Linked DNA regions of Mus musculus: region 1 is linked to region 2. Evidence: chromatin contacts called from ENCODE POLR2A ChIA-PET data. All regions are on one chromosome and are shown on one strand. Each heading gives the region's core, a stretch centred on a gene start or an enhancer-like site at or near the end of the contact. The rest is flanking DNA. Distances are from core to core; before and after follow the strand shown.

What was found. ChIA-PET counts read pairs that join two places held with the same protein, here RNA polymerase II (POLR2A).
Region 1: POLR2A ChIA-PET joins it to region 2 with 16 read pairs in embryonic stem cell. The contact joins the promoter of R74862 here to the promoter of Kcnq1ot1 in region 2. POLR2A ChIA-PET finds 5 or more read pairs at or near these places in 3 of 5 experiments (Patski and embryonic stem cell).

The regions. Positions count from the first base shown.
Region 1 is chr7:143,050,143-143,056,231 of GRCm38, forward strand. It overlaps R74862 (expressed sequence R74862), which reads right to left and starts at 3,544. Exons shown (of 5, transcript NR_110354.1): 1 at 2,895-3,544. Cd81 (CD81 antigen) reads left to right here and starts at 2,608. Exons shown (of 8, transcript NM_133655.2): 1 at 2,608-2,924. The coding sequence starts at 2,859.
Region 2 is chr7:143,294,439-143,300,035 of GRCm38, forward strand. Kcnq1ot1 (KCNQ1 overlapping transcript 1) reads right to left here and starts at 2,109. Exons shown (of 1, transcript NR_001461.5): 1 at 1-2,109. The region is part of intron 11 of Kcnq1 (potassium voltage-gated channel, subfamily Q, member 1); the gene reads left to right.

The DNA.
Region 1 (6,089 bases), core at 2,294-4,793, 240 kb before region 2:
CACTTGGGGAAACTGAGAAGCCAGTACAAGTTCATACAGACAGGAGAATTGTGAGACAAGCCCTGGCTAGGAAGGCCCATTCTTCCCATCTTCCCACACCTGCTGGACAAGGGAAAGCAAATAGAAACTTCCCATCCTGGGCTTGAGCTTCATCACTGTTTTCTTGGAAGCCAGAAAAGAGATATTTTCAGGCTGAGCTAACCGCCGGGGACATTTTCTGATGCACCCTCTGGGTACCTACTTGGTTCCCCCATGTCCTTATAAGGCCAGCTGGCAGGATGTTGGACAAGTCACTTAAGATGTAGTGCTCACAGGTGCAGGCTCTGCAAGGCACCCCTTGTACTCTTGCAACCAACCAGTCATCTCAGCAAGTCTCCTGGGCCTATGAGATTGTTCCCTACCCCAACCCCTTCAATGGGAACAGAATGCAGCCTAAGTCTGCCTTCCACCTAACTCAGACCTGTCTGGCCTTCTGCCCATATCTGTTCCTGATCCAAGAGCTTCCTACCAAAGTCCAACTTGGTAAACCGATTAGTTGATTTAGGTTACTTACAAAAGTATGGGTGAGGGGTTACTTACAGCATCAGAGACAACTCAAAGGGAGCTGTGTCACCAAAAACCTCAGCATAGGTGATGGCTCACAAAAGCTGGAACCCTGGAGAATGGCACTTGAATAGGTCAAAGCATGGGCTGTCTTCCTAATTATGTATCTTTAGGGAGGAAGGGACCTGTTAGTTTCAGGAACGTCTAAAACTTGTTAGTTGTTCATTTCCGGAGTCTTAATACTTTCCCTCCAGAAAGGGATGTTTTAATTTGGAGGAAAACTGCTTTACAAAAAAATTCCCTACCATGATTGGTCAAACATCATGGAAACTCTCTCCATAGCATGTATGTGACCAGAACCTAAGGGCCCCAAAGAAGCAGCCTTGGTTTCTAGGCTGTCCATAGCCCTTGGAACAGTTCCAGGAACACAATGGCATTCACTAAACCCAGATGTATCACACAGTACATAAACAAAACAGCTGGCCCTGCATGACGTTCAATGTGTAACCCCACTTTAGGCATGAGGTATCCCCATCACTGGAGACAGTGGAGATCTGAAGAGAAAGCAGGTCCCCATCTCTGCACGTGCAAGAACTATTCTTGCCCACTTTTAAATAAAAAGAATCCTAAGAGACTCCCTCCTGGAGACTCAAATGACTTTTAGTGTGATATTACTCCAGCATTTGGTGACTAGTGTTACTTTTGTTGTGACACCACTTCAGCCTCCAAGAACTATAAATGTGGACACAATCCTTCACTGTAGCAGCTATACCAGCCTGAAGCCAAAACAAATGCACAAATTAACTCTCAAGAAGCCTACTAGCCTAGCCGAGTAGAGATAGCTCCACCCAGGCAGCTACTGGCCAATCATCAGGTTTACATGTAAATTATACATAGTTCAAATTTTCGCCCTTTAGACAACTGGGCATGGTGTCCTAAACCTACAGTCTCAGCACTTAGGAAGCAAAAGTAGACAGAGCTCTGTTCCAGGAACCAGGGCTACATTGTGAGATTCTCATTCTCTGTCTGTCTGTCTGTCTCTGTCTGTCTGTCTCTCTCTCCACATATATATTATAGATATTCCTTTCCTTTGTTTAAATATATATGTATATCTATTCCTTTTTAAACATATTTCCAGTGTCCTGTAGCCAGAGGGGTGCCAGGTGTGATCTCCATAGGGAACAATGTCCTTAACTGCTCAAAGATTTAAGAACATGGAGTGACCTGGAAAAGGCTGAGTCTTGGGAACTGGTCCTTCCATGGTTCCCAGTGAGTCTAATGAAGCAGCCCCATTGCCCTTCAGTTTGGGGAAGGGAATGCCAAGATTTCACAGGAATATCATCTATGATGACAGCAGCCATTCCTCACCCGGGAAGGAAGCACCTCTGCCCTCTGAATCTTTCCTCACTTCCTTATTAATCCCAGCTTTCAGGGAACCAGCTAGAGGATGGAGGATGGACTCTTGGAAGGCACAGCCAGGATGGCATGAATATTTGAAGGTGCCCCTGAGGGTTCTCGAGCCTAAAGACTGGCTAAAGACATTGGGTACACTATTGACCTTCCCAAATGCAGCCTCCAGAACTGCAGCCAGGAACTCTATCTGTGAGATAGGGGATTAGCAAGGCTACAAAGAATTCCATTCTAGACCTTCAGGCCCACGGAGTTGCTGCCTGGGAGATCAATATACACAAAACATGTTAACTTTTAAGACTCTTTACTGTCGAGACACCTCCACTAGGGTACCCTCCGGGAAAGTCCAAGGCGTCCGAGTACCGGAGGAAGTAAGTGTGGCTTCTTTGGGGCAGTATCTTGTGGCCAGTTCTTAGTCGCGACCCAGAAGCCTGCCCCGAGGGTTGGGAACCCTTAAGAAACTTGGAGATTCATCCTGCGCACGCACAGTGCACCGAGTCCCCAAGAACCAGCTGCACCAAGTTCCAGAACGCTTACTCTGGGACTGAGGTGGCAGCACCCACCCAAGTACCCCTGGTCCGGGCACCCCGCGGGCGGAAGGCGGGGCCAGGGGTGGAGCGTCCTCTGGGCGGGGCCTCGGAGGGGCGGGACCTAGAGGTCTATAAAGAGTGAGGAGCTAGGCGCGCGCGCCCGGTCCGAGCGAGCGCGTCCTTGCTTCAAAGAGATAGTGACTCTCGCGCCTCCGGCTAGGCCTCCAGCCCTTCTCTACCCTACGTCTCATTCTCCGCAACGCAGTTCTCCGGCCCGCAAGCGCTCCAGGCTATCTGCCAGTCCCGGACCCCGGTACTGCGTCCCCATACCGCCCGCTCCAGGACCAATCCAAGCTCCGCAGGCCGCGCACCGCCATGGGGGTGGAGGGCTGCACCAAATGCATCAAATACCTGCTCTTCGTCTTCAATTTCGTCTTCTGGGTGAGCAGCCACTGGGGACAGGGCGCACCCCACGGTAGCCAGGCTGGGCAGCGCGCTAGGCCCTGCTGAGAAGGCGCAGCGCAACCGCGAAGTTGCGGCGCCACCTGTGGGCTCCGTGCGCCGATCGGGGTCCTGGCGCCCCTCGCCAGCGGGTTGAGGCCGAGGGCTGAGCTTCTGGGCCTCGGCTCGAGGGGCTTCTGGGGCCGGGAAATCAGGGGATCGCTGGCCTGTCCCCTCTGAGTGCTGGGAACTGGTGCAAGAGTCTGCGGGCTAGAGCCAGGTAATCAAGAGCCCTCAGCTATGAAGGGGGTACTCGCACCCTCCTGAATGTTGTTTTGGGGACCATCCTGCATCGCGAGCAGTGAGGGGGGTCGAGAAGGGCGGGATCTTGGCGCCCCGCCCCCATGAGCTCATCCTAGCCACCGCCCCTGGATAGGCGGCCTCGAAGTGGTGGGGGCACGCTCCGTACTTGCCTCGGAGACCTCAACCCCACTATTACTCCACCCTTGCTTACCCTCCAGCTTGGTATTGCCACCCTGGGGGCTCGAGCTCCAGGCCTAGAAGGCAGGGCAGCCCGGGCCGCGTGCTGCTGCGCACGGTGCCCCAGTTCTTGGCCACCCCCACCCCCATTCCCCCAGCTGCCCCTCCTCCTTGCCTGTCGTCTCCTGCACAGATTACAGCCCCGGCCTGACCCTTAGATCCTGAGAGGAAGAGGGTATGCAGTTCTGAGTTGGTGAAGGCCAGGGTGTTGCAAAGATCTGGGATCTGTACAAACCAGGAGCTTAGGATCTTTTCCTATATACAGGATCTAAGCTGGGCTCTCCACTTTGGAAAGAAGTGCACACCCATTTGGTCATCTTGGAAAGGAGACATGGGTATAAGAGGGTCTCCAAGTGTCCCTGGGTCCTGACTGTCTTCACTGCTGGGGAGTAGCCATTGGTGGTATGGGCTTCTTTCCATTTCCTAACTGGGTTGGGAATGGGGAGTCTTAACAGACCTGCCTGCGGGCACTTGAGTGAGCAGTGCTGGCCACTCCTCTGGACAGTGGTGCCACCCTCCCTGCTGCAGTGCACAGACTGCTGTTCCCACCACCCTCCTTCCCAGGAAGAAATGAGGTTATGCCAAGACAATGTTTCTCTAAAGTTGTTCCTGAGAGGGCAAACTTGTACAACGGCCCCTGGAGTGAGTGTGTTGGACAGGGGACACCTGTTTTCCATCGAGGACTGCTGAAGATCCCAGGGCGGGTCAGGGTGGGGTGGAGGGGAATAAGACGTTGGGGATGGGCAGGAACTGGGCTGAACTCAGCTGGGGCTATGTATGCTCACGCGGTGCTGCAGGGACCAAGATTGTCAGTCACGGTGACTCCAGAGAACACATTCTAGGGAGCAGCATGGGCGATGGGGTTAAACTTGCTCTGCCCGGGCATGCCTTGGGGTCTCGACTGGGTAGTCATGTTGGACAGTGCTTGCCTACTCTGAACCATGCAAGGAATTGAATGCACCCTCAAGAAGTGTGTTATCCACCCCACCCCACCCCCATTATTCTTCAGATGTGGGATGTCAGGATCCTGTAGGGTATTTCTTTCTTTCTTTTTTTTCTTTTTTTGCTCACCCACCTGATCCAAGCGCTAGACCCTCAGACTCCCTGGAGTGCTGAGGCTGGGTGAAGCTGCTCGTTTCCCAGGCAGCTGGGGTGGAGTCCCAACATGTCCCTGGGGTCTCTATTGAGGCTCCAGGAAACGGTTCTGAAGCCTCTCCCTGCTCCCAGGGACCTGCCTACTGACTGCAGAACAGTGAAAACTGTAGCCTTTCACAATCCCACAGACCTCTCCTCCCTACTCATGTTGGCCCCACAGTGGATAGGGATGTGGAGCAGAACCAGGCTACAACTGGTGGACACCACCCTGGCAGAGGGACTCCTTTTGTCCCTCGTGTGGCAAGGTTTGTACTGTGGCTGATAGTTCCCTGATATCATGAAATTGAACCTTTGGGGAGCCCCACCCCACCACTCTGGCCCTTAGTCTTCACTTCCTCCCTCTAAAGTGGGAGTTCTTGGGGGTCTCTGTCTCCTAGGATTGTGTGTAGACTAGCTAATGTACTCCAGAGTGGGGCAAGGGGCTTGGAGCAGAGAAGGCTCAGGAAATGGACACTGGACACAGTCTCCAAAAGGGAGTGGGGCCAAAGGAAGCTGAGCAATGATGTCAGAAGGGCCTAAGGAGGGGGCTGAGAGGTCCTTTGGGCCGTGGTGGGGGCGGGGGCTAAGAGCTCTAAGAAGGGAGATTTGGTTGACAGTAAATGTTTCGATGGACACTTTTTAAAATTTCCAGTTTGAAGATTAAAGTGGTTTCTCTGTGGGAGGGGACATTCCGGGCACACTAACCTGCCTGCTGTCACTCCCACCAGTCCTCCTTGGGCTTGAGTTCAGAACCTATATTGGGGCCAGCAGAGTTCTGGACTCCCAAGATATATGGGGCAGGACACAAACCTGAAAGATGAGCGGTGAGCAGCAGAGACCATGTAAGATGCTCTTAGAAGCAGGGTGGTTACTCATCCCCTGAGACAGGTCTGGGATTAAGGGTCCAGTCTCCTCTGGCAATAGTCACCGGCTGGCAATAGGGCAGGAGAGCAGGGGATGGTTTATCACTGTGCCAGCCTATGGCCTCGGGTGGGTCTGTAGGAGCTTTGTGTGACAATGTCTCCATAGGAGTAGTCAGTTAAGGAGAAGAATCTTCACTGTGTTCCCCGACAGAACAGGCTGTTCCTCCAGCCTAAGGCTGCTGGTGGCCCCCGTCCAGTAGCCCAGGCAGCCAGACCCACCACAAAAGGCTGATTACAGCCTCTCAACTGGCATTTAATTCTCCAGACTGAACATGACTGTCTGTTGTGCTCGCTTCAGCAACACACATACGTGACTGTCTGTCACATAGTGGTCTGCTGGCTGCCTTCCGGCAGAGGGGCTCTAATTCTGTGGGCTCAGGGTGGAATGAGCACTTCCTGTGACTTGCCCCTTGCTCCTGGGGCTGTCTGCTCCGCCCGGCTTTGGGAAAGACAATCATTGGCCTGCAAAGGGGAAGTCTGTGGTTCATCCCTGGGCTGGCTTCAAAAAAAGGACATCCGAACAGTGGGGGCACAGAGCTGGAGTAGACCTGGCAGCCTCTACTCTGGT
Region 2 (5,597 bases), core at 859-3,358:
AAGGGAATGTGACCAACAAGAACAACAAAATGGAGGACTAAGGTTTGGGCCCTGGCCTTGGTCCTTTAAATCAACTCTGACCCACATGGGACCCCATGTCTCAAAATGTGATTCCCACTTGTTAAAAACCAGACTCTTTATACTTCAGTCCTGATCCCTACCTCAGACCATTATGCTCACACTCAAAACCAACTTTAATTCTTACTGTACTGCCCAGTCAGGTCCTGAATATAACTAGAAACCCTCAGTCTGGTCCCCAACAGAGACCTGAGCCTCTGGGATCTCAATTTAAAACCACAGAAAAGAATCAAATCCCAACTGAAAATCTGGAGGTAACTCCCAGTTCTGCTATTCCCCCAATTCAGACCTGATTCTGACTCTGCAGGTCTCAACGTGTGGGTCGTGACCCCTTTAGGCTTGAACAACCCTTTCATAGGGATCGCCTAAGACCATCGGAAAACACAGGTATTTACATAATGACTCATAACAGTAGCAACATTGCAGTTATGAGGTAGCAATGAAATTAATTTTATGGTTGGAGGTCACCACAACATGAGTAACTGTATTAAAGGGTCAAAGCACAAGGAAGGTTAAGAACCCACTGCAACCACTGCGGCCTCCACCCCAAGTTCCCAATCCCCCACACCTGAATTCCGAGTCGGCTCCAGACCCGAATCTCTACCCGATTCCAATCGTGACTCCACTCTAGACTCGGAACCACTGTAGACCCACACATACACACACCCAACTCGGATCCAAGAGCTAGATCACAACTCGGTTCAAAACTCCGAATAAGCAGCCTTCCCCAGCCTCAGTTCCACGATACCCTTCCCCCACCATGCGCGAACATTCCGAACGGAGCCCCTCACTCTCAGCATTAAAACAGCTACCACATAACAACACGTACTCCACTCACTACCTTGGTGCTGGCCACACCGGGCTACAAAGCTCAGGGGTCTCCAGACCCGATTCGGTTTCAGCTCCAGTGCGTTCTGACTCGGCCCGGGGTTTAGAATCCGAAGGCCTGAGCCGGTGTCCTAGGCCACTCACCTTGGGACTCGACCGACCTCGGGGCTCAAAGGGCCTCAAGACCACCCCTGCTTCTGTAAGCCTGGGCCACAAAGATGGGGACGTGGACGCAAAATACGAGAACTGAGCCACGGCCGTGAAACGAGGACCGGCCGTGAAACGAGGACCGAGCCGTAACTGCAAAACGAATACGGAGCCACTGCGGCAAAACGAAGATGGAGCCCAGCCGCGAAAGCGCGGCACGAATCACCTCTGCTTCTGGCCGTGAGTGCTTGCCGCGAGGAGGGGGAGGCTATGATGAGCGCGGCCACGCGGACTTGCGACTTGTGCCGTGCTGACTCAGAGAAGAAACCCGCGCTGAGAAAAAAACCATACCTAGGAGAACCATGCCGAGAAAAAGAAGCGCTGGGAACCAAGCTGAACAGAAAAGCTCTCCAAGTAGAATCACACAGAGGGAAAAGAAGCGTGTTGAAGAAAAACTGAGAGAACCCAGCAGGCTAAAAAAAAATGCTGAGAAGCCAAGTGGATCGCGCCAAGGCAGCCGACCGCGCTGGAGTGATCCGTGCTGAAACGATCCACACGGAAGTGACCCAATTGCTGAGGCAGATCGGACCATATCGCCGACCACCATGACGAAACAAGATAAGACCTCACCATGGAGGTCTAGGCTCAGGACAAACACTGAGGAGGATCGCGTTGAGCAAAGCACACTGAGGATGGCTAGTCGGGACTGAGGTGTAGTGCTCAAGTGATCCGAGCAGAGGCAGCTCCAAAAGAACTGTGGACAAATATGCTGAGGCTGGTGGCTGGCTGATATGACCTCACCGTGAAAAACCATGCAGAGGACGATCACACGGATGAAAACCACGCTGCTGAGACGAGCCACGCTGGGAAGGACCATGCAGAGAAAAGCACACTAAGGTGTACTAGACCGTAACCACGCCGAGGAGAAGCCCACCGAAGTAATCCAAAATGAGGCCGACCACACCGGGCCTGACTGGACCAAAATGCACCATCATAGACCACGCGGAGGGGCGCCGCAAGGAAAGCTGCGCAGACGTGCTGAGGCAACTGTTCCTCCTAGCGACAACGGCTAGGCCACCTACCAAGACCTTGGTGACGTGGCAGCCACGACACTGTTGATTGGACAGATGCTGAATAATGACTAGGGAGCTCTTCCTCATGATAGGCTGGATACAGATAGCTCTGTGCTGACTATTTTTATTGGCCAAGAGGAAACAGCCTGATGTCTCCAGCATTTGGATTGGGTGAGCTTGTACAGGATTGTACGACCTAGCCTGCTGGGTCCACCACCCCTTAAGGCCTACCTTCCTCATCCCTTCCTAGCTGAACCTGGGGTTCTTAACTCTGAATAAGTGTGAGACCAACCTCAATGCAGTACAGGGCAGATACCTGAGGCAGCCAATGTACCTAAACGGTTTCATGGCCAAAGATGAGTATGCCCCTGGCTCTGGCCTGACCTTGGGATGCAAAAAAGCAATCCACCCTCTCAGCTGTCCCATGGAATCCTACTGTGCAGGCCAGGGTGTGGTCATCTAAAGCACACAAGGAGGCCACCCTGCTTGTTTTTTTTTTTTTAATCACCAAGTAAGGAAAGTCTTGGGGCTATCTTACTTATGAAAAGGAGGGGGCCCTGGGTCTGCCCATGTTATAAAACTAGGTAATGATAGTCCTGAGGTTAGACCCCAGCCACTCGACCCATCCTCCAGATTCTCTTGGTTCCTGGCCCTGTCACTGGAGTGTTCAGGATCGTTTCCACTCTGTCCACTTACTTATCCATGCATTTATTTGACTAACACTGTCTACGCACCACCCTGTATCTAGCATTGACCTAAAGCCTGGAGAAACTTGACAAAATGCCAGATTTGGGGGACAATCCACTTGCCCAGGATTCATAAGCAAGCCTGGGGCGAGGGGGGGGAATGCAGATTTCTGTGCAAACTATAGTTTTAGCATGTGGAACTCTGGGTATATTCTCCAAACCACCCCTACCCAGAATTGACTTCAAACAGGATTTAGGGGAAGGGGAGGGAGAGCCAGTCCTGTGAACAGGCCAGGGTGTGGTCATCTAAAGCACGCAAGGAAGCCATACATCTTAACTGCTTTTGCTGAAAATATATGTCTACAAAAACAGCCAGGAAGCTCTCTTGCCAAAGATGACTGAGTATATGTGGGGGAAGGAGGGGAAGGCACGGTTTTTAGGTTTGGGTTTTTTTTCTTTTTCTTTTTCTTTTCTGTTCTTTTTCTCTTTTTTTCTCCTGTTGTTATTTAGCTGGAGAAAAGAGAAACTGGTGTCATCCTCTAGCAACAGACAGTTCCTTTTTACCCTCAGAAGCTACTCCTAGCTTGGTACCCCACCTCCTACCAGGCCACACATCTGCTTTGCCAATTCCTTTTGGGCCCGTCTGGAACATGCTGCATTTGATTCAAAGGGCCAGTCCTACCCTCCTACCTGATGGGTGGTTTTCTTTTCTGCCTATCCCAGAGCAGATGTGCAGTTAATGGGGTCCCTCAAGAACCTGTCACCATCTTTAAATTCATCATATTAGCTTTGAGCTTGCATCTTGGAAGTGAAGCCTGGGATCTTTTGCCACAAATGGCCCCTTCCACTTCCCCAGCATAAGTGACTAGGCACCTGCTTCCTGCCATTGCCAGCCTTCCAATTGACCTCTAAGAGGGGCATCAGGGCCACATGGTAAACGTGGTTATCTGCTCCCCTTGGCTGAGATCAGGGAACCCTCTCTGTCTTGTTTCCCATCTGTCTACTAGAGATGCTGCTGCTGAACCCCATGAAGCTGCTAAGCCAGGCACCAAGAGAATGTGAAGGGGCCATGGGGCTCTGATTTGAAACCCTGCTCTTCCTTACTCTAAGCACTGTCCCAGCTTAGCTCTGAGGCCTAAGCCTTTGTTTGCCTCCTCTGGCCTAGAAGGCCAGGCATTTTCCTTGGATCCTGTTCCTGCAGGCCTGTTTCTTGCAGGGAAGGTAAGGGGAGTGGAACCCCCAGTTCTTTAGAGACTATCCACATGTTTTACCAAAACACAACTCCCAGTAAGAAATGTAGGCACCTTTTCAAAATGTTATGGATGTTCTTTTTGTTTGGTTGATTGATTGGTTTTGTTTTTTCTAGGCAGGGTTTCTCTATGTAGCCTTGGCTGTCCTGGAACTTGCTCTGTAGACCAGGCTGGACTCTAACTCTTGGAGATCCTCCTGCCTCTGTCTTCTAACTACTGAAATTAAAAGTGTGTGTTACCAACCGCCTGTTATGGATGTTCTTAATCCAAACCAAATGGGTAGATCTCTGCTGCCTAGGGAAGCTGTGTCTTACAAAGTGCCTTGCTGACCCTCCAGGCCTCACCTGTGGGTTTCCCAAAGGTCTGTTTTATTCAAATATGTGAGTAAGCTCGGAAGCTAACTGAAGCAAGGTCACTTAGAGGAGTGACACCTTCCTGGGAGCTTGATAGGGATTCTATCTTGATAATGGGTTGTTTGTTTATTTGTTTTGGGTTTGTTGTTGTACTTGTTCTGTTCTGTTTTGTTTTCTAAGACAGTGTTTCTTCGAGTAGCCTTGGCTTTCCTGGAACTAGCTCGGTAGACCACGCTGGACTCACACTCACAGAAATCTGCCTGCCTCTTCCTCCTGAGTGCTGGAATTAAAGGTTGTATATCACAACCTCCCCACCAGGCTGAGAATAGTTTTGTTTTGGTTTGTTGTTTTAATTATGAAAATTTAGTTTATTTAATGGTATACTTAAAGTCTGAGTTCTAATTGTGTCTTTAGTCATGACATACCCAACAAGTAGATTCAAGAGTGTCTGTTGTCAGTTTGTAGATTCTGGGCCCTCAGTTCTGTCCCTAATCAATTTCCTTTTGATGACATCTGGTATATACCTCACTGTGCTTTCAAGAGGTCTCCATAGGTCAATCTTTGAAGTCGGTTAGGCCAAAAAACCTGTCCTTTTCCTTTGGGTCATAGGCTCAATTGACACCACCCTCTTCCGGATCATGGGGTGCTGTCAAACAACTAGCTCTGCCTGTCAAGCTCAGTATAGCTGCTATATGCCACCCCCAAACCCTGCCTCTCTACTCTTTTCAGGGAGACCAGAGAGGATAGAGCTTGATCTGAATGTATTTGATGTCTCATTGAGAAACAAGACGTATAGGTGTTTCTGGAGAGAAATGGGAGACCTGGGTCGATTCCAGACTGATTGGAGGGAGAATAGAGCTGGTCTGAGGAATCAAAGAATTTGGGGGAAAGGCAGCAGTCATGGCTCTGAGGGTTGTACTAGTCCCTTCCCAGGCCGGGGCCAGCCTAGCTGATCTGTGATCAGGGTTGTCTTTGGGTATAGTGCCTACATTTCCTTCCCTTCCAGAGGCTAAGGGCTGTGGGGATGAGGATGCTGAGGCAGAAGCAGAGAGCCCAGCACCTGGTGCTCTGTACTTGGGCTTCCATGTGACAGAGGCAGGTCTTGTCCTCCTCCTGTATCTGGTTTATGTCATCTGAACATAGTGGGGGCTGGACTTAACGTTCCTTGTGTTCCCTCCAACT